2 separate regions of the Homo sapiens genome follow, and region 1 is linked to region 2. Evidence: chromatin loops called from intact Hi-C (ENCODE). Cell type or tissue: heart left ventricle. All regions are shown on one strand. Links, peaks and the distances in the headings refer to the core of each region. The heading gives the core; the rest is flanking DNA. Region 1 overlaps TRMT6 (tRNA methyltransferase 6 non-catalytic subunit). Region 2 overlaps SHLD1 (shieldin complex subunit 1).

What was found. A loop is a pair of places that touch in the nucleus more often than their neighbours do. Peaks named below come from ENCODE experiments on the same cell type or tissue, not always from the same donor. Only the 100,000 strongest peaks of a DNase experiment are listed, where the experiment ranks them.
Region 1: a loop joins it to region 2, with 4 times the contacts of the local background. A loop is called at or near these places in 15 of 110 quality-filtered maps.

The regions. Positions count from the first base shown.
Region 1 is chr20:5,924,559-5,941,722 of GRCh38, forward strand. It overlaps TRMT6 (tRNA methyltransferase 6 non-catalytic subunit), which reads right to left. Exons shown (of 11, transcript NM_015939.5): 9 at 16,685-16,787; 10 at 16,495-16,581; 11 at 12,670-14,168. The coding sequence ends at 13,977. It overlaps CHGB (chromogranin B), which reads left to right. Exons shown (of 5, transcript NM_001819.3): 5 at 414-795. The coding sequence ends at 491. It also overlaps the pseudogene KANK1P1. Among named protein-coding and RNA genes, the nearest start is that of TRMT6, 17 kb to the right of the region's middle. RefSeq lists an enhancer at 1-451 and silencers at 9,390-9,439, 15,375-15,563. In heart left ventricle, for the core only: CTCF peaks have their summits at 9,432 (motif pointing left) and 9,633; no DNase peak of the experiment used is centred there.
Region 2 is chr20:5,822,335-5,830,334 of GRCh38, forward strand. All of the region lies in intron 2 of SHLD1 (shieldin complex subunit 1), which reads left to right. Among named protein-coding and RNA genes, the nearest start is that of SHLD1, 76 kb to the left of the region's middle. RefSeq lists enhancers at 494-633, 4,519-5,020. In heart left ventricle, for the core only: a CTCF peak has its summit at 3,002 (motif pointing right); a DNase peak (open chromatin) is centred at 4,957; H3K27ac peaks cover 900 bases.

The sequences.
Region 1 (17,164 bases), core at 5,278-13,277, 110 kb after region 2:
GCCTATTTAGTTTGCTATCTTTATTATTTCATGCCCTACTGCCATCAGAAATTTGTATCTGGGAGAGGTAACACTACTGGAGCTGAACCTACCCAAACAATGTTTTTTTTCCTAATATTGATTATGTAGGTTGGTGCTTCTCAAAGTTGAATGTACATTAGGATCATGAGGGATTCCTAGCCCCCAGAGTTCCTCATTTAGTAGGTCCCAAGTGAGACCCCAATATCTGCATTTCTGACAAGTTCCTGGCTGATGCCACTGGTCAGGGGACCACACTTTGAGAGTTACTGAGGTAGGTTGACTAATGCAGCTTCTAACATGCCTAAAATTCCCCTTTGCACTCATGCTCCATCAAACTACAGCAAAAGAAATTGGTTCGGGACCTCATGCCTCCACTTTTCTGTATTTTCCAGAAAAAAGAACTCGAAAACTTGGCTGCAATGGATTTGGAACTACAGAAGATAGCTGAGAAATTCAGCCAAAGGGGCTGACTGTCATTGGAGCGGTGGGCACTGTTAAGAAGCAGCCATCACATGATCTGTTTTTCACCACTTCACTGAAAGACACCATTTATCTACCCAAGGGCAGAAAGTAGAACTTACTATTCATTAAATGTTTGACACAATTGGAATTGTCTTTAATTTCTGTCAGAATGCTATTGAAAATGTGAATTGCATGACTTGTAGCATATTCTTTTCTGCAAAATAGACATATTAACATGCTTATGACAATGACTGTGCTACTGTCTTTGGAAAAATGTTTGTCTCAGTTGGAAATAATAAAAGATTCACCTGAGACCAAAAGCTTCATTGTTCTCAGCTTCTTTTGGGCAAAGAGAGAGGTGTGTGACTTTTCAAATCTATTCTTTGAAGTAAATTGCAAAAGATGGCCCTAGGATTTGTTGGGTTTTGGATGCATAATAGAATAAAAAAGCAAACCTTTTGAAGTAATGTGCAGGATATAAAGAGAAATAGATTAGAAAAAGACATCTACTCCCCCATGCTGAGAGAGATTACAGGGGCTTGAAGAACCTGTTTCAAAAACAATCATAAGATATTACTTTAAAAATTCCTTTATCTAAAGAGCTCTACAAGTAGCCAGCCAAAGTTCATTTTTCAGGGCTGAGAAGAAAGCTTGGATAATGGGAAGAATTCCGGGGTGGGAGTGAAAACATCTGGATTGTCAAGACAGATCCCTGGCCCCTCAGATCTTGTCTGATTTCTACTCCTTAAGAAGATAGAGGCAGCTGGGTGCGGTGGCTTACAGTTGTAATCCTAGCACTTTGGGAGGCCCAGGCAGACAGATCACGAGGTCAGGAGTTTGAGACCAGCCTGGCCAACATGGTGAAACCCCATCTCTAATAAAGATACAAAAAAAAAAAGCTGGGCATGGTGGCGGGCACCTGTAATCCCAGCTACTTGGGTTGCAGTGAGCGCAGATCAGGCATTGCACTCCAGCCTGGGTGGCAGGGCGAGACTCTCTCAGAAAAAAAAAAAAAAAAAAAAAAAAAATATATATATATATATATATATATATATATATACATATATATATATATATATATAGAGAGAGAGAGAGAGAGAGAGAGAGAGAGAGGCTAGGCATGGTGGCTCACACTTGTAATCTCAGCACTTTGGGAGGCCAAGGCAGGTGGTTTGCTTGAGCTCAGGAGTTTGAGACCAGCCTGGGCAACATGGCGAAACCCCGTCTCTACAAAAAATTTAAAAATTAGCCAGGCATGGTGTTGTGCGCCTATAGTCCCTCCCTACTCAGGAGGCCAAGGCGGGAGGATCACTTGAGCCCTGGAAGTTGAGGCTGCATTGAGCCGAGATCGTGCCACTGCACTCCAGCCTAGGTGACAGAGTAAGGTCCTGTCTCAAAAAGAAAAAAAAAGGTAGAGCTTTTACTCTGCTGACTCTGTTACTAAGTAGCTCTGACTTTGGGCAAGTTACTTTTCCTCTCTGAACCTCAAGATCATCAATGAAATAAGATATTTGTCTCATTGAGTTGTTACAAGGATGATAGAGTTGATGCAAAACAGAGCAGTGCCTGGTGTATATCAACGGCATAGGAAGTGTTAGCTGCTGCCGTAATCATTCTTGCAGCTTCTTAGGACAATACAGTTGGACAATTCCCCTTCTCCCTTTTTTTACCTGTCATTTAATTCCTCACCCTTGGTGGCTTCTACTTGGTTGATTTCTACTGTTTTCACAGTTTTGGTAAAGAGTTATTCTCTGGAAGGTGGTGCAGAAGAGAGTAAGACCTTCTCTTTACTCTCTGAAGGTTGGATAATTAAGTCTATGGAATAAACTGACCGTAGGCAGATTAACAGGAGAAAAAAACATTTTAATTACATGCATAGGCCCAGGAGTCCCACACAATAGAAGACTCAGAAGGGCCAGATGATTGAAGTTTTTATAGCATCCTGAGCTACAGAAGAGAATAGGGGGCTTGGGGTTCCTGGGGGACACAGTTATGGGAAGGTAGCAGGAGGAATTGTATGATAAATAAAGGTTGTGTTGTTATGCAGATAAAATCTCTCAGGTAATCAAAGTGATCCAGCAGCCTTCTTTTTTTTTTTTTTTTAAAAGCTTAATGAAATTTTATTTTGAAAATATGGCAAAAGTCTAAGGCACTTCAAATATTTAAATACATGTAGGACCAAAGTAAATGTGACACAGTATAAAGGAATCCATAAATACAGAGAACTACACTATATTTCTCTAGAGGCAAATACATAGCCAATTCCTCTAACACAATTCAACCTTTATCATTAGATACAGAATTGTGCAATTATTAACAAAAATATGATAATGTTACATGTAGTTCTTCATGTCTTTAATTAGTATGAAATATAAAAGTTGAAAATACTGTGCCAATTTCATATACTCTTTTTTTTTAAAAAAGTCATATTTACATCTACCTAGATGAAACCAAATGAAAATATTTTCTTTTGTAAGTTTCATAGTTTTTGAGAGTTCTATCTAGCCCAGACTGAAGTTACTGATGATCAACTTTCTTACTTTAAAATAATACAAGAAAAATCAACAAAACTGTGCTGGGATGGAATTTTGGAAGAGCTTTCTAATGGTGCCACATTTGGTAAATATAAATATTTGTGGAAAAATTTTAAAACGTGATGCCAATGAGAACCTGACACTTCTCTGTGGTGGTGGTCTGGGAGTGGAGAGACGGAATAGAAGGTGCCCATTCAGGTCAGGTCAGGTCACAATTCCCTATGGCTGTACATAACAGAGCAGAGACTCAACAGCAACACAGAGTAGGTTAAAGTGCACCGTACGCAGACAGAAGATGGCCAGAAAGGAGGCATGTGTGCCCAGGCTGGCAGTCTCTGCACTGTGAAAGCTTCAGTCTTTAGCCCTGGGCTTTATGCTTCTGTTTGCTGGTGAGCTCAGGCACAATGCATATACATTCAGTGTCTGTCATTCCAACAGGCACAGTTGGCAGCTTAATGGTGGCATTAAAATGGAGGGCTATTTGCATACAATCAATCAAATGAAACTCTGTGGCTTCATTCCAAGCCTAGGGGTGCCCGGAGACTGAGCTTTTGCAAAGCTGATGTGGGCATACAGAAGAACAGTGATGCCCTTGTGCCCCACTTCCAGGGCGATCGAGAGCATGGTGCTGCCATCATTGTCCTGCAGGTGGACGTTGCAGCCCAGCTGGGCCAGCAGCAGCTTGATGATCTCCATGTGCCCGTGCTTGCTGGCACAATGAGGACCATGGAGCCCTTGTCGTCCTGGAGGTTGACCTGAGCCCCACAGGCCGGCAGACCATACACCATGCCGATCTGCACAGTAACTGACTGCAGCATGAGGGCCATCTGCCCCAGCTGACTGGCTTTGAGGCTCACCTTTCAGCCAGAGTTCTTCCCCAACCTGCATGTCCTCTGCTTCCGCAGCTGCGAGGGCCGCCAGCATGATGAAGGTATAGCCCCTTGTTCTGGTGATCCACGTTACACATGTGGGTGTCCAACAGCAGCTTCACAATCTCAAAATTGGAGTGGGACATGCTGTAATGGAGGGCTGTGTTGCTGTTGCCATCTGCCAAGTTGATGACCTAGTAGAGGGCATCCAGGGAGGTAGCCTCAAAAGCAGCTCTGTAGTCTCCCAGGGTGGCTGCAATGGCTAACTTCTGACTGGACACGCAGAACCCCTTGTGCTGGAGGGTGTTCAGACAGAACCTCATATCTTTGCTGGTCACAGCTTTGGGGTCATTTATATTATTTTTCAGTAAGTTGCAAGCAGACAACATTTTTTCACTTAATTTATACCTCCCTCTGATTTTCACCTTCTCAGGTTCACGTTCTTGAAACTGCATTTCATCTTCCACCCTGGCCAACTTGAAACCTTCAATGTTAATGGCATGGTGCCCTTTGGCCATTCCCCAAGTGTCTTCATCCTCGTCTTCTTCAAGAGGATACTACTCAATGACACTCAATGACATCACACTCGTCATCTGACTCAGAAGAAGAGCTTTCATCTGTGTGAAAATCATCACTTGAAGTTGTTGCATAACCTCCATTAATGCCAACAAACTGAAGATTCTTTTTCATGCCATTTGAATCTTTGTTACCATCTTTCTTCTTCATAATGGGCTCCAGTGTACTTTCATTGTTTGTGCATATGGAGGCCAGCGGCCATCTGGTTGTCTGTCAGGTTCACTAGAGACCATGTCCTTTCCTGAGCGGGGAAGGCATCCTGGCTGCTGACCAGCTTTCCTTCTGAGATCCCTACCTCTGAGCAGCCTTCTTCCTGATACAGATACTTTACTAATGTAGATTTCCTTTCTAGATGTACATTTCCTTGTAAAAAGGACAGCTTTTTAGAGCCATTCCTGTGTCTGTAGTTTCTCTGAATAATCAGCTCGAAATATGCCAAAGAGGTATATTTTTGGGTGGCACATTGTGGTCTCCTCCAGTCATATTTTGGGATGGTGTGGGCCGAGCCCCAGCAGAGGCAAAAATAAGACTTAAAATCACGTAGGACTTTTATCCATCAAGGAAGACCTGGTTCTCCTCCTCTTGGCTAAGTCAAGAATTGCCTGTGCTACTTAACCAGATTCTTTTTAGATGAACTCTCTGTGACATACTTTTCCAGGAGCATTGCTGCTTTGTCATATGGGGAGCCCATCAGTGCTATAAATCTGATGGCAAATTTTTCTAAACCTGGACACACACTTCTAGAAGGTTTCTTGCTATCTCTCTGCCTGCATTTTTTTTTTTTTCTGGCCATGGGATTGTGACTGCCTGTTTGTAAAGGGCAGTGATGGGGGTGTGAGGAGGGGAAGGCTGCTGGAGGAGGTAGCTCTTATAGTGGACAAGGGGGGTTGGTAAATACATACCATACTAGTTTTCTGGGGCTGCCATAACAAATCACCACAAAACGGATGGCTTAAAACAAGAGAAATTTATTCTCTTACAGTTTTGGAGGCCAGAAGTCCAAAATCAAGGTGCTGGCAAGGCCATGCTCCCTTCAAAGCCTGTAGAGGAGGATCATTCCTTGCTTCTTCCTGGTTTCTTGCTTCATCCTTGCTTCTTCATTCCTTGCTTCTTCCAGGCCTTCCTTGGCTTGTGGCAGCAGAGCTCCCACTGCCACCTCTGTCTGCACATGGGCACTCTCTCCCTGTGAGTCTGTCTGTTAACATGGTGTTCTTCATCAGGACACCAGTCATATTGAATTAAGGACCCATCCTACTCCAGTATGACCTCATCTTAACTAATTACATCTGCAACCACCCTATTTTCAAGTCAGGTCACATTTACATGTATTAGGGGTTGGGACTTCAACATGTTTTTTTTCTGGGGACACAATTCAACCCATAATAAAGCAGGCCAGCACCCACCCCCCTCAGGTGGAGAGACACTGAGGCACATATTCTGCACTGCCTCCCAGACTTCCTCTGTGGATCATGCCCCAGGTGCCACAGCAGTGACCTGCCCAATAATGCAGCCTTTATTGGCTGCCTTTACCTTTTCCACTGCCCACTGGTGACCCTGCTGGTGTTTCCTGGGATCATCTCTCATATAAACTGCTTGTTTTCAAATACTTGTCTCAGGGTTTGCTCCTGGGGGACCCTGACCTAAGAAACTATCCAAAGTCAAGGCTTATATTATGCCAAATAGTATACCTGCACTTGCAACCCCTTGTCTTAATATATCCTGATACAAGATACTGGGAAATGCTCAGCATGTACTCACATGCACAGAGTACAATGTCTCTTCCTTTTTTCCTATCACAGCCCAGCAGAAAACAAAATCCTTTCCTAAAGAGAGATTCAGGGGCCCAAGGTGAAAAATGATTTACTGTCTATAGGAGAGAAAATAAAACCCAGCAATACACCAAATGCCAGCCTGGCAAATCTCACACACACACACACACACTCACACACTGGGCACTGCTCACGAGGAAAGCTGCTGGAAGCTAGAGTGCAATGCATATGGCACCCCCCAGCTTCCCCCTGGCATCTGCCTTGTTGAGGTTCTGCACATTAGTACATCTTTTCATTTTAGTTTGCAAACACCCCAGGGGAGGGAAACGTGAAGGTGTAGATGGTCTATCAAAGATGAAGGAGACATCCAAGAGAATCCCACCCAATACGTGCTGCTCAGACGGTACAATTAGGATCTTGGGGATGTCACCATTTCTTCAGGAAGAAGTGAAGAACAATCTAGTCCACTGTTTTTCCCACTTTTAATCAAAATAATTTATGTCCATTGTAAAAACATTAAGTAGTCCTGAAAGGCTTATAAATGAGGATTATGGGTTGAATTTTGTCCCCAAAATGAAGAAGTCTTAACCACTGGCACCCATGAATGTGACCTTATTTGGAAATCAGGTCTCCGCAGTTAAGATGGGGTCATTAGAGTTTCTAGTATTATTGGTGTCCTTACAAGAAGACGGAAATTCAGAGACAAACACACACACAGAGGAGAATACCATGTGGAGACAGAGGCAGAGACTGGAGCTATGCCTCTTCAAGCCAAGAAATGCCTGGGTTACCAGATTTTTCTGGTACGGTCAAGGAAGGATTCTGCCCTAGAACTGTCAGAGGGAACACTGCCTCTGCCAACAATTCAGTTTCAGACTTCTGGCCTCCAGATATGCAATAGAATACTTTTCTGTTGTTTTAAGCCACTCAGCTTGTGGCACATTGTTATGGCAGCCCTAGGTATCTAATACAATGAGAAACAATGGCCTCAGTGCCCCATCCTCCAAATCTGTGTGCAGATGCAGCCACCTGTAATTTAACTTTTAGATTTATTTTCTTATTTGAATATATTGTCATGATTTATAATATCATGACAAGTTTATCGAGAAGGAGTTATAACACAGAGCTGGGACAGGAGGAAAGAAAGGGTCCTATTATTACAAAATGAAAATACACACCATGCCACTGTAAAACATAGTATAATCAGGAGGCCGGGTGGGTGGTTCACCCCTGTAATCCCAGCACTTTGGGAGGTCGAGGCAGGCAGATCACCTGAGGTCGGGAGTTGGAGATCAGCCTGGTCAACATGGTGAAACTCTACTCTACTAAAAATACAAAAAAATAGCTGGGTGTAGTGGCAGTTGCCTCTAATCCCAGCTACTCGGGAGGCTGAGGCAGGAGAATCACTTGAACCCAGGAGATGGAGGTTGCAGTGAGCTGAGATCGTGCCACTGCACTCCAGCCTAGGCAACAAGAGCGAAACTCTGTCTCAAAACAAACAAACGAACAACAAACACATAATATAATCAGGAGATTTCAGGTGCTGAAATAATTAATTAATTGCAGTAATTACAATTCTGCAGTCCAGGATCCTGACACTCACATATATGACAGGCTTCACTGAGAAAGTATCTGTTGATGAAAGACCTAAAGAAAGGGTGTGAGCCATGTGGACACCTGGGGCAAGGACATTTCAGGCAGAGGGAATAGTAGGTGCAAAGGCCCTGGGTCAGGAATGTGTTTGGCATGTTTGAAGAAGAACAAGAGGCCAGAGTGGGAGACTGTCGTAGGAGGTGAGCTTAGAGAGGCAGCAGGGGCCAGGTCACGCAGGGCTCTCTGTAGGTCCTGGTAAGGACTTTTGTTTTACAATTGGAGAGTTCTCAACGGATGACTGATAGGATTTGCTTTATGTTTATAACAACACTGGCTGCTGGGTTGAGTGATGGCTGTAGGGGAAGTGAAGGCAGAAACACAGAAACCAATAAGGAGGGCACTGTAATGACCCTGGTGGGTCATTGTGATGGCAGGGTCCAAGGTGGTGGCACTGGGAATGGGGAGAAGTGGTAGAATTCTAGATCTATTCTGGAGACAGAGCTGACACGTAGGGCTGCTGGTTTTGGTGTGGCATGAGGGAATGAGAGGAGAATACCAAGGCTTTAGGCCTGAGCATCTGGGAAAACAGATGGGGAGACTGCAGGAGGGACTGGTTTGGAAGGGTAGAGATGGGGAGCTCAGATTTGAACTTGTTAAGTTTGAGACGTGAATAGATACCCAGCAGAGGTGTTGAGCTGGGTATATGAGCCAGTGCTGGAGGAAAAGGCCTGTGTTGAAGACTGCATGTGGGAGTCATCATCATAGAGACGGTATTTAAAGCCTTAAAACTGGGTGAGATCACCTAGAGTTATATAAATGAGTGAAAGATGGCCTCTGTTTATTGGCTCATAGATTGTTTATTTCTTCATTGCAGGCTGACACTGATTACTGCAGAAGCCAAACTCAAATTTTTACACATCCAATTATTTTAAACAAATTTTATGCCAATTTTTAGCCATTCAGGGCCTTGCTGGTACATACCCGGTGAAACTATACCCAGCATCTGTTGGCCATTGATAACATAGAGCCTTGTGGTTATAAGACCTTAAGTGCGATGTTAATCCCAGCACTTTGGGAGGCCGAGGCAGGCAGATCGCTTGAGCTCAGGAGTTCAAGACCAGCCTGGGCAATGTAATGAAACCCTGTCTCTACTAAAAATACAAAAATTAGCTATATGTGGTGGCATGCGCCTGTAGTCCCAGCTACTTGGGAGGCTGAGGTGGGAGGATCACTTGAGCCTGGGAGGTGGAGGTTGCAGTGAACTGAGATCATGCCACTGCTCTCCAGCCTGGGTGACAGAGTGAGACCCTGTCTCAGAAAAATAAAGCCAAAAACAAAAACACAAACCTCAAGCCGTCCCTGTCCTTCGGAGCTCTCTGACCCAGAGACTCCCCTCTGTACTGCTGTGCAACACCACCTAGACACATAAGCCTTGTTTCTGACTCTCCCCTCCCTCGGGGGTATCCTTGCCTTTCCTCCTCTCCTTCTGAGTAGCAACACCTGTAGTGTGTGCTCTTTGCACAGACTCTTGCTCTAAGGGACATCCCCCTACCCCTATGCAAACCTGTCAGAGTGTCACCATCACCAATAAAATATGTGTGTGCTGCTGCCATCTCATGGTCATGTCTTTCTCTTTGATCAGTCCCCAAATCCTCCAAACACCCTAGGGAGTTAGTGTAGACAAGAAAAGGAAGAAGTGCAAGTGCTGAGCCCTGAGGCATGCCAATGTTTAGAAGTTTCAGAGATGAGGAAGAACCAGTAAGAGAGATACAGAAAGAAAGGCTGGAGAGGTAGGAGGGAAACCAGGAGAGAGTGGTGTTCTAGAAGCCAAGGGAGGAAAAGCCTGGCAAGGAGAGGGATGGACGGTGTCAGACACTGCTGATAGGTCCAGCGGACCGAGAAGGAGCTCTGGATGTCACACTACTGTCCATTGTTGCTTGCTGCCCACACCAAACCTGCTTCCCACTGTGGCTGCTCCAAAGGGCTGCTCTCCCGTTTCCACCAGTGCCACAATCCGTCTCATCACGCCACTGAAATCAGTGATCAGCAAAGTTTTTCACAAAGGCCCAGAGAGCGTGTATTTTAGGCTTTGAGACCATATGGGCTCTATCACAATTATTCAACTTTGCCACAGTGTGAAAGCAGCCATTGACAATACATAAACAAATTGAGAGTGGCTGCGTTCCAATAAAACTTCAGTTTGAATTTCATGTAATTTTCCCATGTCACAAATTTATTTTATTTTTTATTTTTATTTTTTTTACTTTTCCGCTTCAACCACTTAAAAATGTAAAAATCTTTCGTTACAGGCCATACAAAAAACTTGTAGTGGGCCAGATTTGCTGCCCGCTGATTTAAATTAATCATATTCTTTCTTATTTTTATCTCCTTTCTTGAATCTGTCACCATATGACTTTATTTATTTATTTATGAATGACAGAGTCTCACTCTGATGCCCAGGCTGGAGTGCAGTGGTGTGATCTCAGCTCACTGCAACCTCTGCCTCCTAGGTTCAAGTGATTCTCCTGCCTCAGCCTCCCAACTAGCTGGGATTACAGGTGCCGCCACCACACCCAGCTAATTTTTGTATTTTTAGTAGAGAAGGGGTTTCACCATGTTGGCCAGGCTGGTCTCAAACTCCTGACCTCAAGTGAGCCACCCTCCTTGGTCTCCCAAAGGGCTGGGATTACAGGTGTGAGCCACCAAGTCTGGTCTATATAATTATTTAATTTAATTTAATCTAGTTTATAGCTCCTATTTTGTGTCACTCACAGGTGACAGGAGAGCACTGAGAGGTCACTACCCACCTAAGCATTTGATTAAGGAAAAGTATTCCCAAAAGGCAAAAGAATGCCTGCTATCATTTCCCCTGGATTAATTTCTCCACTCTTTAAAGTTTGTTGGCTTAGAATTATAACACTATGTAGACCAAACATCCAACAGATTGACCTACCCCTCTTTCAAAACAAAATATCCACAGCACCTTGTTACCTGTCAAAGCAAAAATGAAATGTCAAAATCTTTCCAGTCTTGTTTTAATGATATCTCAGCTAAGAGTAAAAAAAAAAAAAAACAAAAACAAAAAAGCCCCAGGTTATTAATAGAACTGTAAAAAGGGCCTTCCAAAAGGAGTGGGTAGAGTATGATATTCATTTCCTATGCTTCAAAGATCTTGCCCTTTCTCATAAAAACTCAGATAGCTGTGGGTGCCTAGTAAAGGTTAATACGGTAGTTGAAAGGTTACTGGTTGCTTTTTAAGTAGCTATTCAGGGACTTACCTCTCTCACCATCTGACCTGTGCTACATAGTTAAGTTCAAGGAAAATTATAATCCTTTTTACAAAAATTAATACTAGCCTAGAGGCAACATCATATTTCAAGTTATTAGATACACTCTGTTCCTTTCTAGCACTGCACTTAAAGGCATTACAAAATCAGGATAAAGTGAATCCTGATCATGGATTTTTAGGACATGCGTTTTAGTATTTAGTACTGTTCTTGCAATACTTACAACCAACACTTTAAAACAACATGCAAACACTCCATTTTTTTTTCCCAAAGCTTCACTATGTATTGAGAAAAGGCTATTTTTGGCTTTTCAATATACAACCAATGCATGAATGATTGCTCAGTATTTGCTTCATACAATTTGAGTGTACCTTTAAGCTAAAAAATGCCCTGTAATGGGTGCCATGCTATATTGCCAAGTACCCTAGTCCAGTGGAGGAACAGGATGGATGTTACAGAATGATTTTTGTCTTTGACTTCTTGATTGCCATTCATTAAAGTGCTATTCTACATAACTCCTCTGGTGGCTGGATGTCCAAAAATCATAAAATTATCCGTTCATCTGCTCCAAAGGTGAATGTCCATTTTAAACACAAGACAAAAACATCCTGTATTTAGCTGTACCCATGATGTGCATGCACACAGTCGTGGTTCCCAGTGGGCGGTTCCTGGACCAACAGCACCAATATCACCTGGAAACTACTTGAAATGCAAATGCTCTGTACCACTCCAGAAGTACTGAAATCTTATTCTGTGGGGTGGAGGGCCCAGTGGCCTCTGCTTACCAAGCCCTCCAGGGGAATCTAAGTTTTCCAATGCTAAGTTTGCAAACCACAGAATTCAATCATCTGTACGCAGATTAAGTAAACTATATGAATGAGAAAAAAAAAAAATACAGATTAACTTATGCTGTTGGCATTGGTAAGATGAGTTCACAAGGTAACATGAGCATGCAGGGCCTTGGTAGCTCAGACCCCAGACCCCTTGCTCAAGAAACTCAAGAGAAAAGATTTAGGGAACGGAATGCAACTTGCAAACCAGTAACCAGGAGACCAGCCACTACTGATTCTAATCTATGCAGTTTTCTGTTCTCCTTGTCCAAACTTGATTAGCTACATGTGTGTGTGACACCAGCTTGCAACACACTCCGTGAGGTGCCAATCCAGGCATGTCCTCTACAATAGACAGACCACGTCACAATCGGCCGAAAGCCCACAGGACATCACTGACTGCATCACTGTTAGAAGAATCACAGTAGGAAACATTTTCATTTTTATTTATTTTTTGAGACAGTTTCACTCGTCGCCCAGGCTGGAGTGCAATGGCGTGATGTCGGCTCACTGCAACCTCTGCCTCCCGGGTTCAAGCGGTTCTCCTGCCTCAGCCTCCCAAGTAGCTGGGATTACAGGCGTTAGCCACCACGCATGGCTAATTTTCTAATTTTTAGTAGAGATGGGGTTTCAACATGTTTGTCAGGCTGATCTTGAACCCCTGACCTCAGGTGATCCGCCTGCCTGGGCCTCCCAAAGTGTTGGGATTACAGGCATGAGCCACTGTGCCCGGCCGACATTTTTATTCTTTAATAGCAATTAGGATAAAGGACTCAAAATTGTACTTAGTAATCACATTGGCATAGCACATGCTATTTGGAAAAAAAATTTTTTTTCTGAGATGTTCCTTGCTGTATGATACAGGCCTATTCTATGACAGGAGCAACGCAAACGATGACCATGTTCCAGTGAGCAAGACTCAATCTCTCAAATGAACAAGAGCCTTGGCTGATTCTAAACACTTTCTTTGCTACAGCACATGATCAAATGATTAGAGTTTTTCAGAGCTTAGAAAGGGTAACCATCTAATCATGACAGAGTTCTTCAGCATTAATAATCAAGAAAGGCACTTTAGGGACATTTGACAAGGAATGACACTAATACAATGAGAATTGGTCTAAGTCCTGCACAAGACTTTGATACAGTTCAAATAGACTGCACACTCTTTCTGTCCCCATGTGTACATACATATTCATACAGGTGGTACAATCTATGTCTCCACTTGCATGTGTATGTATATATCTGTGTATATATAAATATATGTGTGTATATATACCAACATCTATATACATATGTGTGTGTGTGCAAATGTGTATCCATAAGACCATAGAGGGGGAAAAGACATTTGTTTCCTTTAATTGAATAGTACACAAAAATTCTAGTCACTTTATTTAGAACAAAGAATAAGAGTATTGGCAAATTAATGCAAAAAAGTACCCTACTAAACCTTTCTATGCACAAAAAAGAGCAGTAAAATAAATACTCAGAACTTTCCCAGGTTGTCAACTATTAAAATAAAACCTCAGCATTTCAAAAAAGCTTATTCCGCTGCAGGAAAGAAGGTGGACATTTTTGGTACCATAATAAATCACACACTCACACATCCATATTGCTTAGGTTGAAGAGAACGGAATGAACAGAGGAAATTTCTTCCATGAATTGCCCTCCTTTCGGTACCCGCCATGTTTTAGTTACGTTGTATTATTCCACTTAGCTTAAAATATAAAGTCTTGTAGAAACACATTTTTAGGATGTTGAAGTTCTCAAGATATTTGCACAGAATATTTAGAAGTACTTAGAGGAGTTTTGTTAAATGCAGTTGGTCATACTACATACCCCATGGTTGCAGTTTTGACAGACCAAATGCATCTGTGTCAGAAATAGACAAAAGGCATATACTCCTCCTTCCTAGAAACGGGTACATAGACATGTTCTTATTCTTGGGATATGAAAAAACAAGTAGTAATGGCATTTAAAGTTTAATTACTAACTGTATAATGCCTGAGAACAAAATTCAGAGCAATTCTCAAAAGGGTTAAGAGTCAGACTCTGGGCATTTTCGTTTTTTAGCTGCAGGCTCCTCAGTCTCGTGTGATTCTAAAGTGCTTGCATTAGATTTGAGGCTGGTGTCTGCTTTAAGGTTGTCCATGGCAACGGTGAAGCCGGAGAGAAGATAACCCCCACCTCCACTCATCAGCAGTTTAGGATGACTTCGATCTGGCAAAACCTAATCAAGACAGAAAAGACATTCATGCTTTCCTAAGACAATAAAGTCCATGCTAACAACACATATACCAAAAATCAGAATTTAAACAACACAGGTTCTCTTGATGATTTAAATGGACATTTTTTTTTCTTTCTTTTCTTTTCCCTCCCTCCCTCCCTCTCTCCCTTCCTTCCTTCCTTCCCTTCCTTCCTCCCTCCCTTCCTTCCTTTCTCTCTCTCTCTTTCTTTTTAAGAGGCAGGGTCTCACTGTTCCTCAGGCTGGAGTGCAGTAGTGAGATTTTGGCTCACTGTAACCTCGAACTCCTGGCCTCAAGTGAACCTCCCACTTTGGCTTTCCAAAGTGCTGGGATTACAGATACGAGCCACGGCACCAGGCTTTAAATGGACCAACTTCTAAGGACTAATTTCTTCACATTACAATGCAAAGAAAAGTGTAGAAATTGGTTTAATTGATTTTCTTTTGAAAAATAAAACTGGCCGGGAATGGTGGCTCACGCCTGTAATCCCAGCACTTTGGGATGCTGAGGCAGGTGGATCACAAGGTCAGGAGTTTGAGATCAGCCTGGCTAACATGGTGAAACCCCATCTCTACTAAAAATACAAAAATTAGCCAGGCGTGGTGGCACACAGCTGTAATGCCAGCTACTCGGGAGGCTGAGGCAGGAGAATTGCTTGAACCCGGGAGGCAGAGGTTGCAGTGAGCCAAGATCGCGCCACTGCACCCCACCTGGGCGACAGAGCGAGACTCTGTCTCAAAAATGAAAAAAAAAAAAAAAAGAGAAGAAAAAGAACTGAAGCAGTTTTCAGTTCAGCCCAGGTTTATCTAGAAACTGAAGCATGTTTCTGGCGGAGAATGGGTAATGGTCTTGGCAGTACTCTAGAACTGTGCATATAGCTTTCTTTCTCCTGGCTTCAGGAAGCTTCATGGCCAATAATGGAGCTTGGGTCTATGGAGAAGTTGCTACTGAATGTACTACACTCCAAACCTCCCTTCCCCGCTACCCTGTTAACTCTGCCAAGGCAACTTCTCTCCTCTTTCTCCTGTAACCTTAGCCAAGACAGACAACCTCCACAAAGGGCAGGGTTACCCAAGGCTCAATAGCATCCCCACTACAGTATGGTAAGACACCAAGCAATGAGACGGGGCCTACGGCAGCATGGAGGTGCTCCCCTCAGATCTCCCTTCATGAGGGAACAGCTGAGAGGCATTCAGGCAGTAGAACACCTCCAGCTGCCGCTCCTTTGGGATCCACTGCAGCATTCATACCGAGGGAGGCCATGGGTTGCTTCCAGTCAGTAACTGAGCATGGGTACCAGAGCTGGAGCATTTCTGCTTAACACAGGGCTCCTTGAATGGCGATCTTTCCACTTGGGCTCGCCATCAGCCTCATGGAGACTTTCTCCAGAGCAGCACTGCAGGCTCTTCCTACCATCCTCCTTTCTCTACCCGCTCCTTGCCCAGGCATCAACCTGCACCACCAATCTTGCTCCCTCTCCCCTTATCTTTCTAAGGCATTTCCCTCAATAAATCTCTTACACTTCAACTTCCATCTTAGCATATGTCTTCCAGAAGACCTGAACTGACACAGAGCCCACCAGTAAATCCTGAAAACTTGCTGCAAAAACATCCTGGCAGAGAGGAAAGGGCCAGTTTCTCATCCACCTGGGAATTTTGCTATTGTCAATTACATCATCCACAGTGATACTGAGGCCTTGGGGAAATAAGAACCATAATGGTTTGCATTTTAAATGCCTTTAGGGCAGAGTTACAGAGTAATATATTCTGACATAACAAGAGAAAAAAAGGGTCACAAAAAGTCAGGGGCATATTCTCTGAGTAACAGCCATGAGAAATCTCCATCCCTGTAGAAAGAAACAGAGACATCTCTATTTTTATTTTGTTTTGTTTTTGAGAGAGGGTCTTACTCTGTCACCCAGGCTGGAGTGCAGTGGTGGGATCTCGGCTCACTGCAGCCTCGACCTCCAGGGTTCAAGCAATCTTTCCACCTCAGCTCCTGAGTAGCTGGGACTACAGGCACCTGCCACCATGCTCGACTGATTTTTATATTTTTTGTAGATACAGGGTCATGCCCAGCCAATTTATGTATTTTTTTTTGTAGAGACAGGGTTTCACCATGTTGCCCAAGCTGGTCTTGAACTCCTGGGCTCAAGCGATCTGCCTGCCTTGGCCTCCCAAAGTGCTGGGATTACAGGCATAAGCCACTGTGCCTGGCTGAGATAACTCTATTTAATGACTTCTAGTACTACTGCAAGGAAAGTCAAGTCTCGGGAGGGCAGCTCTTGGGACTGGCTGTAAGAACACGTACCTGATAATTTCTGAGCCAGGTTTCAGACAGCCTGAGGTTGATGACCCCTCCCCTCTCCCGCAGTTTTGTGTAGCATTCCAACAGAGGCTGCAGACAACAACAGAATTCTGTTAAGAACTACTTCCTGGGATGCAGTTTAAGAATCAACATTCAGACATAAGAATTCCTGCCCATTCCATTCCAGTATTACCTCTTTGTACTGACAGTAGACCACAAACGGCCTTGAAGGGGCCACAAAGTCCAGCAAAGACAGCAGCAGGGGAGTGGGGTGGAAACGACTAGCTACAATTAAACTGTAAGGAAAATGCCAGACAAATTATTTCTCTACACCCTCAAAGTGGAGCACAGGTTTTAAAATGCATTTAAAATGATCATGTATTTAATTTGCATGACTCACAAAGAGAAGAGATTTAAATATAACATTCTAGAAATCCAAAACAGAATACAATCATGAGCTATTTCTTTCTAGGAAACGCGAACTAGGTTAGAAGCTCTTGTGGTACTTGGCAACTCTAAGTCGCATTTAATGACATTCTTGATTTTTTAAAAAAAATCACCTGGAAACAAATCCAACACTGCATAAGCTGCTTTGTGGATATCTGTTATAGCCTGTATCGCAGCATTTGAGTGCCCCATCCCCTGCATCCAGTGGGACCACAGGGCCCATCTT
Region 2 (8,000 bases), core at 1-8,000:
TGTAGTGCCAGCTACTTGGGAGGCTGAGGCAGGAGAATCACTTGAACCTGGGAGGCAGAGGCTGCAGTGAACCAAGATCGCACCACTGCACTCCAGCCTGGGCTACAGAGTGAGACTCTATCTCAAAAAAATTAATTAATTAAAAATAAATAAATGAATAAAGTGAGTGCTCAGAGCTGTGTTGCTTTGTTGTGTGCATGTGTGTGAGTGTGTGTGCTTGTGTCCCTAAGTCCCAGCAGTGAGACAAATTGTGTGGTTCCTTATCGTACCTGAGAAGCAGGGAGCAGCCACCAAGAAGACTGTTACAGTGGGTGAGTTGTTTATGCCCTGCTTAAGGCCAGCCCCTCCACTTAATCTTCATCTCCTCTCTCCTAGTCATGGACTTCACACCCACCGTTAACCCCTCACTCCTGCATTATCAATCTTTCTCTCTTGACTGGCTCATTCTTGGCTACATACAAAGATGATGTAATATTTCCCATCTAAAAAAAAAAATCCATGACCCCAGGTTCCTCTTTAGGTCCTGCCCTGTTTCTCTGTTCCTTTTTATAGCAGAAGGCTATGAAAGATGTGTCTTATTTGTCTATACTCACTCTCTCCACCTCTTACCTTCCCGATTTCTCTCCAACCCACTCCAGTCACACTTTTGCCTTCCCTCCCCCACCCCGCCCCCACCCCCATATATACTCCACCACTGCTATTGTTATGGAACTGTGGTGTCTTTTGTCCTTCCAAATCCAGTGGTCGGTTCCCAGTCCTTTGTATTTGACCAAGCAGCAGCGTTTTACACTGTTGATCCCCCCCTTCCCGGATACCTGTTCTTCCCTTGGCTCCTGGGACCCCTCCCTCAGCTTCTCCTCCTGCCCTCACTGGCTGCTGTTTCTCATCCTCCTCTGCTGGCTCTTCAAGGCACTTCTTACTGACCTCAGGCCTCAGGCCTCTTCCCTCCACCCCTCTGCCTTCAGTCCCTTTTGTATTTTTTTGTAGAGACAGGATTTTGGCATGTTGGCCAGATTGGTCTCAAACTCCTGACCTCAAGTGATCCACCTGACTCGGCTTCCCAAAGGCATGAGTCATAGTGCCTGGTCTAGCATAGACTTGTTTTTTGTTGTTTTTTGTTTTTTTTTTTTTGAGATGGAGTTTTGCTGTTGTCACCAGGCCGGAGTGTAATGACGCGATCTCAGCTCACTATAACCTCTGCCTCCTGGGTTCAAGCAATTTTCCTGCCTCAGCCTTCCTAGTAGCTGGGATTACAGGCGCCCGCCACCACACCCAGTTAATTTTTGTATTTTTAGTAGAGACAGGGTTTCACCATGTTGGCCAGGCTGGTCTCGAACTCCTGTCCTCAAGTGATCTGCCCACCTCAGCCTCCCACACTGTTGGGATTACAGGCATGAGTCACCGCGCCCAGCCAAAAATCTCATAATGTTCTAAGAAAGTTTACACAGTTGTGTTGGGCTGCATTCAAAGCCATCCTGGGTTGCATGGGCAAGCTTCCTCCACTGCCTGCATCTGTCCCCATAGGCCACCTCTAGAATGTGTTCCAAATAGAGTAATGTCTCACCACCTCCTCCACTCTACCCAAACCCCAGCCACCATCTTCCACAACTCCTGCAGTAGCCTCGTACCTGGGCTCCAGTCCCATGCTTGCCCTCCTTGGTCTCCTTTCCAGCAGCAGCACCAGAATGTCACTTCCACCTGCTTAAAACCTTTCAGTGCGCTTAGGACACAATCCAAGCTGCTCCATCAGCTCTCTGGGCCCCACAGGATCTGGCTTCTCCCTGCCTGGCTGTGACTGCTTCTCCCACCTCTTCCCAGCCGCACTGGCCTTCTTTCTGGTCTTCACACATAAGCTCACTCCCACCTCCGGGATTTTGCACTTGCTGGTCCCTTAGTCTGGAATGTTCTTCCACTACAGCAAGACCTGTTCCCTCACTTTCTTCAGATCTCTGCTCAGATGTGACTTCCAAGAAGCCTTCTTGCCTTCCCCATCCAACCTGGGCCTCCATTCACCTCGCTCTCTATCCCCTTCCTCTATTTTATCTTTCATTATGGCATTTATCACTGCCTGTGGTTAAATTCCTTATTTATTTGTTTATTTTCTGTTTCACCACTGGAATATAAGCTCCACAGAGCAAGTAGCTTGTCTCTCTTGTTCACTCCTGTATCTCCAGCACCTAGAATAAGCCTGGCATACAGTAGCTGCTCAGGAAATTTGTGCAAAATGATGAATAATTAATTATTATTTCTCTTCTATGATCATTGAAGAGCTATGTTTTTGTTGTTGTTTGTTTTTTTTTTTTTTTTGGGACAAACCTGGCTCCCAACCTCAACTTCAGGAGATGAAGGTTGCATTTTTAAGGGAAAAAAATGTACCCAAGGAACAATTTGATGACAAAATCTCCAATTTTCTGTAACATGGATTGAAGTTTGTGTCTTCCCAGTTTTATTCGAAGATCCTAAAATTCATACTGCTTTTTCCAAATCCTAACATTTAGATTGTTTTTCAAATCTAAAGTTGTGGATGAATTCTTGTGACTTCTGTACGTACTTTGACTGCTACGGTCACTCGAAGCTTCCTTTTCAAAACCACAGGATGGCTTAGCTAAACCATGTCCTTTCCAAACTACTTTACTGAGTCCCTCCTGTTATACCCCAAAGAGAAGATGTACTCCTTTATTAGCAGTTGGAACCTGAAAGAATAAATAATTCAAAATAGATTCAGCCTTTGTTGGTTTCTATGACTATGAAGGTATGGAACATCATTCATTAACAAGTGTCGTCGGCTGACTGCCTTCTCTTGCACATAAAAAATGAGCATGCATATAATCGCAGCAACCTGCCTTTGCTGCAGAGTGAACAGCTTCAGAAATGGACCATTCTGTCTCATCCTGTCTTTACATATGTGGGACCCAGCATGAGGCTATTCAGAAACAACAGAATCAGGTCGAGGCCAGTCAATACAGTCGGTAGCTGTTATTGAATGCCCACTGGGTGGCTGCAGGCTCCTGGCTGACCACGTTTCTAAGAGCTGGTTAATGGAGTCCTCGTTACAGTCTTGGTTAAGCTAGCACATTTAACAGCCCGCAGTGCAAATGAAAAATACATAGGTCTGACTAGGGAGCATTTTCCCTTTCTGTCTTTTTCCGTAAAGAGAGGAAAGTGATTGCTCTGGAAGTTTCTGACATTAATAGCCATGTTGGCATGTGGCTGTAAGACAACCTGAGTTAAGATGGTGATATGCCACTTAAAATAACAAGGCCGGCACAGTGGCTCATGCCTGTAATCCCAGTGCTTTGGGAGGCCAAGGTGGGAGGCTGGGCTTAAGCCCAGGAGATCAAGGCTGTAGTGAGCTATGATTGTGCCATTGCGCTCCTGCCTGGGTGACAGAGCAGAACCCTGTCTCTAAAAGAAAAAAGTAATAGGGTGTGCTGTGCTATTGTTACATTTATAAACCACTCCTTATTTTCCAGAGCATGGTTGTTTTTATGATCTTATCTGCTGCAAGAGACCTTAAATGATATTGATCAATATTTTCCTGACAGTGTAAGTTTTCATTCTCAGAACTGAGTATTATGCAACTGACGACATGGGGAGTGGGGCTTGAATTTTCTGGACCACTCAGGGTTGGGATGTGAGTGCCACTGGAGAGCCCCTTGGCCCACAGGAAGGAAGGGCTGCACATGGGTATAGGGCCACACGGAGGTACTGTATGAGTGGTGGGAGGCCAGCTGGCATCAAGCACTGTTCTCTACCATCAGTGGGTGTGAATACGACTGCAGGTTATTTTTCTGTGCTGTTCAGGTTTTGCTTTTATTTCTCTTTTGTTGGTCTGATCAAGCTGTTTATTGTTTGCAGATGGTAACAAAATATAATTAAGTTGTTTGTTGTTGAAGCTCCTGTAGGAAAAAATTATCTAGTTTTATCAACTCTGTAACCACAGCCCTCCTTTTCCCATATTGAAATAGCTATTTATATGATTTTTTTATAATGTGAAGTTCTTAGGAACATAGTTATTATAGCAGAGCTAATTGTAATATGTTTGAATGCAAGGATCCAAATCATTGAGGATTACTGCCATTCTGATACCTGTACAAAATTATGCACTGTCAAAAAAAAAAAAAAGAAAAAGATTATGCATTGTCATTGAGGCAGTTTGTATAGGATAGCAAGATCTTCTCCAAGTGGCTTTCCTTTGACAGTCCTCACAGATGGCTTTCCTGTGAGTTGCCATCACAGTCCCTTGCCTCCCCCAACATCTCCAGCTCTGAAGTCCTCCTCCTTGACCTCAATCGGAGTAGTCAGTTCAGTGCAGTAGTTGAGAATATGACTCTGGTACCGGACTCTCCTGGGTTTGAATCTGAACTTCACCACTTACTAGTTTGGGATGTTGACCAAGTCACTTGGCCTCTCTGTGCCTCAGTTTCCTCATCTGTTAAATACGATGCCTCATACAGAATCTGCATGGGTTAAATGAATTCTGTGAAAGCCTGGGGAAGAGGGCCTGGCACGCATAGGTTTCACGTAAGTGCTGTGGTCTGTGGCTAGTCTGTCATCGCCCCTCCCTCATATCCCCCCCTTCACCACATCACCACCTACCATCCCCCAGTCCCCTCTTTCTCCCAGACCCTCCCTCTCTGCATTTGCCCCTAATGCCGTCAGTAGCCCCCACTCCCACCCCATTTCCTTGCTGCTTGACTGTATCAGCTCAAGTCCTGGTGGAGAAGAGATGAAACAGTCCAACCAGGTAAAGTGAGGAGAGCTTAATGAAGAGCTTATGTACAAAGGCATGAGTGGGCGTGGCACCCACAGGGAAAGCACAGAGCCTGGGGCCCGCCACCATGAGAGCGTGTGCTCGCAGCAGCTGTGTGGAGGGGCTGTCTTGATGCGAGCTGTGGGCCTGCTGGAGGGATGCCGCCAGCCCAGGAAGGGATCCAAGGATGTAAATAGTCCAACCTTGCCTCCTCCCTCCTTCCACCTCCTGCCAGGCCTCCTCTTGGCTCCCAACCCGAAGCTGGAGGGCAAGGGCAGCCATCAGCCATAGTCCACGTAGTCCGCCTCCCAAGGGCAGAGCAGGGTGGAGACGGGGAGAGCAGATATAGACCAGAGGTCAAGTGGAAGAGCTCTGCACAGTGCCCTATGGCACCCCCAGTCTGCAGCCCCCACCCAGCCTGGAGTCATGGGCCCCCGCAGTCTGGCCCACCTGCCTTCACCCACAGGCCCCCCATCTCTGTCCCCATACCCTCCTCCCCTGCCATTCTGCCAGTCTGCAGCCTGCTCACCAAATACACAATGACCTTTGCACTTCTTTTCAACTTTTCACACCTCTTCCCTTTCCCAGGAGTGCCTTTCCCTCCTAGGCCTGGAGAAATGCTATATAGTCTTAGGATCCAGCCTGAATCCCCTTGCTCTCTGCAGATTTCCCTTGCCTCCAGTTAGCTTCCCTTACGGCTGATTCGACACGTACTTCATTACAGTGCGTACTTCACTAGGGTGCACTTCATGCTGTGGTCTTGCCAGTTATTTGTGGACCACTTCCTCTATAGACCAGATCATTCACTCTTGTGGGTAGAAACTACACCATGGTCATCTCTGCATTCCTTTGTGGTACCTCCAAGTAGTTGAAATAAAAACAAGTGCTCAAAAAATTAGTTGCATTGAAATGACTGATGCAAAGATACGATGAATATCATTTACTTGGTTAAAGGTGGTGTTAGTTATAAAGAGTAGAGTCAGCATATTCAACACTGATTAACTATATTGCATGTTGTATGTAACCAAGTCACTCCCTAACTTGCCTCCCCCCAACATACATCTAGATTTAGTCACTGTCATCTCCTCTGGGGACACCCTTTGTGTCACTTATTAGAATTTATCTGTATAATTATTTATCCTGGGTTCTACCTCCTCTTCTAGATCTTTAACTCCGTAAGGGCAGGGGCCATATCTGTGCTAGTCATCACAGAGTCTCTAGACCTTAGAACAGTGTGATAGGTCTTTCATAGCTGTTTGTTGAATGAATAAATATGTTGGTCATAATACATTATAACATATCGTAACCTTAAAGGCCTGCAGAATGGGGACTCTAGGTGCCATGGAAGGGCCTATGAAGTTCCTTTCCATGCCCCTCAAACCATTTCCTGCTGCTGGAAGGAGTCATTTCTTGATGACTCCATTCCCACATCATTAGAGCAGCCACCCTTTCCACTTGCATGGAAGTAGGTCTTGTACCAAGAAGAACAAATTTCCTTTTCCTTCTGTCACCATAAGGAATATAGTAATATTGGGGGAATTATTCTTTTTCTGCAATTCTTTTGCTTCGCATTTCACTGTCCTTATTGTGCTGATTTGCAGTTTCTTAAATTGATGGTGCCAAGTAAAATATATTTGATTGTAGTTTGTACCATTTCAAATCGATTTAGTAATTTTGAAGATGTGTAATAGGCATTATCAGGTCTTAAAATTGAAAATTGGCATGATTTTATGTCATTTTATATCATTTCACTAATGTGATAGTCTAGCCAGATTCTATTATTATTGTCATTATTATTATTTTGAGATAGGATCTCTCTTTGTTACCCAGGCTGGAGTACAGTGGTGCAATGTTGGCTCACTGCAGCCTCAACATCCCCAGGCTCAGGTGATTCTCCCACCTCAGCCTCCTGAGTAGCCGAGACTACAGGCATGCACCACCATGCCTGGCTCATTTTTTGAATTATTTTTGTAGAGACAGAGTCTCACTATGTTGCCCAGGCTGGTCTCAACTCCTGGGCTCAATCTATCTGCCCGCCTTGGCCTCCCAAAGTGCTGGGATTACAGGTGTGAGCCATCATGCCCAGCCAGATTTTATTATTAATTAATGAGTTCAGGGAGTTCTTTTTAAAGGTCACAAATGATGTTTAATAACATGAAAAAAGATTATCTTTTGGAAACAGAAAGTAGCAACATAGCCTACAAGCCTTAATTTATTTAAGCCCTACTATTACTCACTAATCTTTTTATTTGAGGTTTAACATTCTGACCAATATGTTCTGGAAAGGAAATTAAACTCAACATTTGAGATAACAGAGCTCTTATGAAGCTTATATACTGGAGATATTGGAAAAAGATACTAATCTCCCTCTCCCCTCAAAAAGCAAGAAAGCAATTAGTCTGGAGGGACTGTCTAAATAGGATTGTCTAAAGGAAAACCTGCAAAAAAATTGGGCAGATGGTCTTTATAAACTTAGAGAAGATTAACTCCGCAGCCATGTTGTAACAGGTTTTTACGGATGCATTTGTTGCAAATTAATTGCCTCTTTTCGGCCTTAATAACCTAAATTTAAGTTTGGGGGTTTGCATAGAAGCAATTCAAAGCTCAATACTGTCATGTTTTTCATTAATTTACCAGTGAGTGGTTGGGTTTGTATGAATAATTTGATTTATTTTGAAGTTAAATGTAATTATAAGTTGTGTTTTGCTAGGCAGCTTGTCCTTTATAATAGAATTTGCCTTGAACTACAATATAATTTATTCTACCCTTCTTGGTTAACAGCCTCTTCTTTAGGAAAAAAAAACACAGGCAATATCTGTGAAGATAATATTTTTAAGGTAGATGCAATAGAATGGTTTGGGAGTCTTTCAGTCTTGGGTGATAGAAGATCAGATTTGGTACAGATCTGGTATAGAACCCCATCATTAGGACTAAAAGCAGGCAAAAGCAGAACTGGGCCCTCAGTTCTCAGATAAGCTGTTATACCTATTTGCAGTTTCTTCAAAAGTGAGCATACATAGACAGTTCTACTCCCAGGTAAGTACCTAAGAGAAATGCATCCGTATGTTCATGGAGAGACATGCACTGAAATAGTCACAGCAACACTCATAACGGCCCTAACTAGAAACTCTATACATGCCCTTTATCAGATAAATAAATGGTAGTGTGTTCACATCACGGAATACTATTCATCATTGAAAATGAACAAACTGCCACTGTATGCATATAAGGTTGAGTGAAAGAAGCC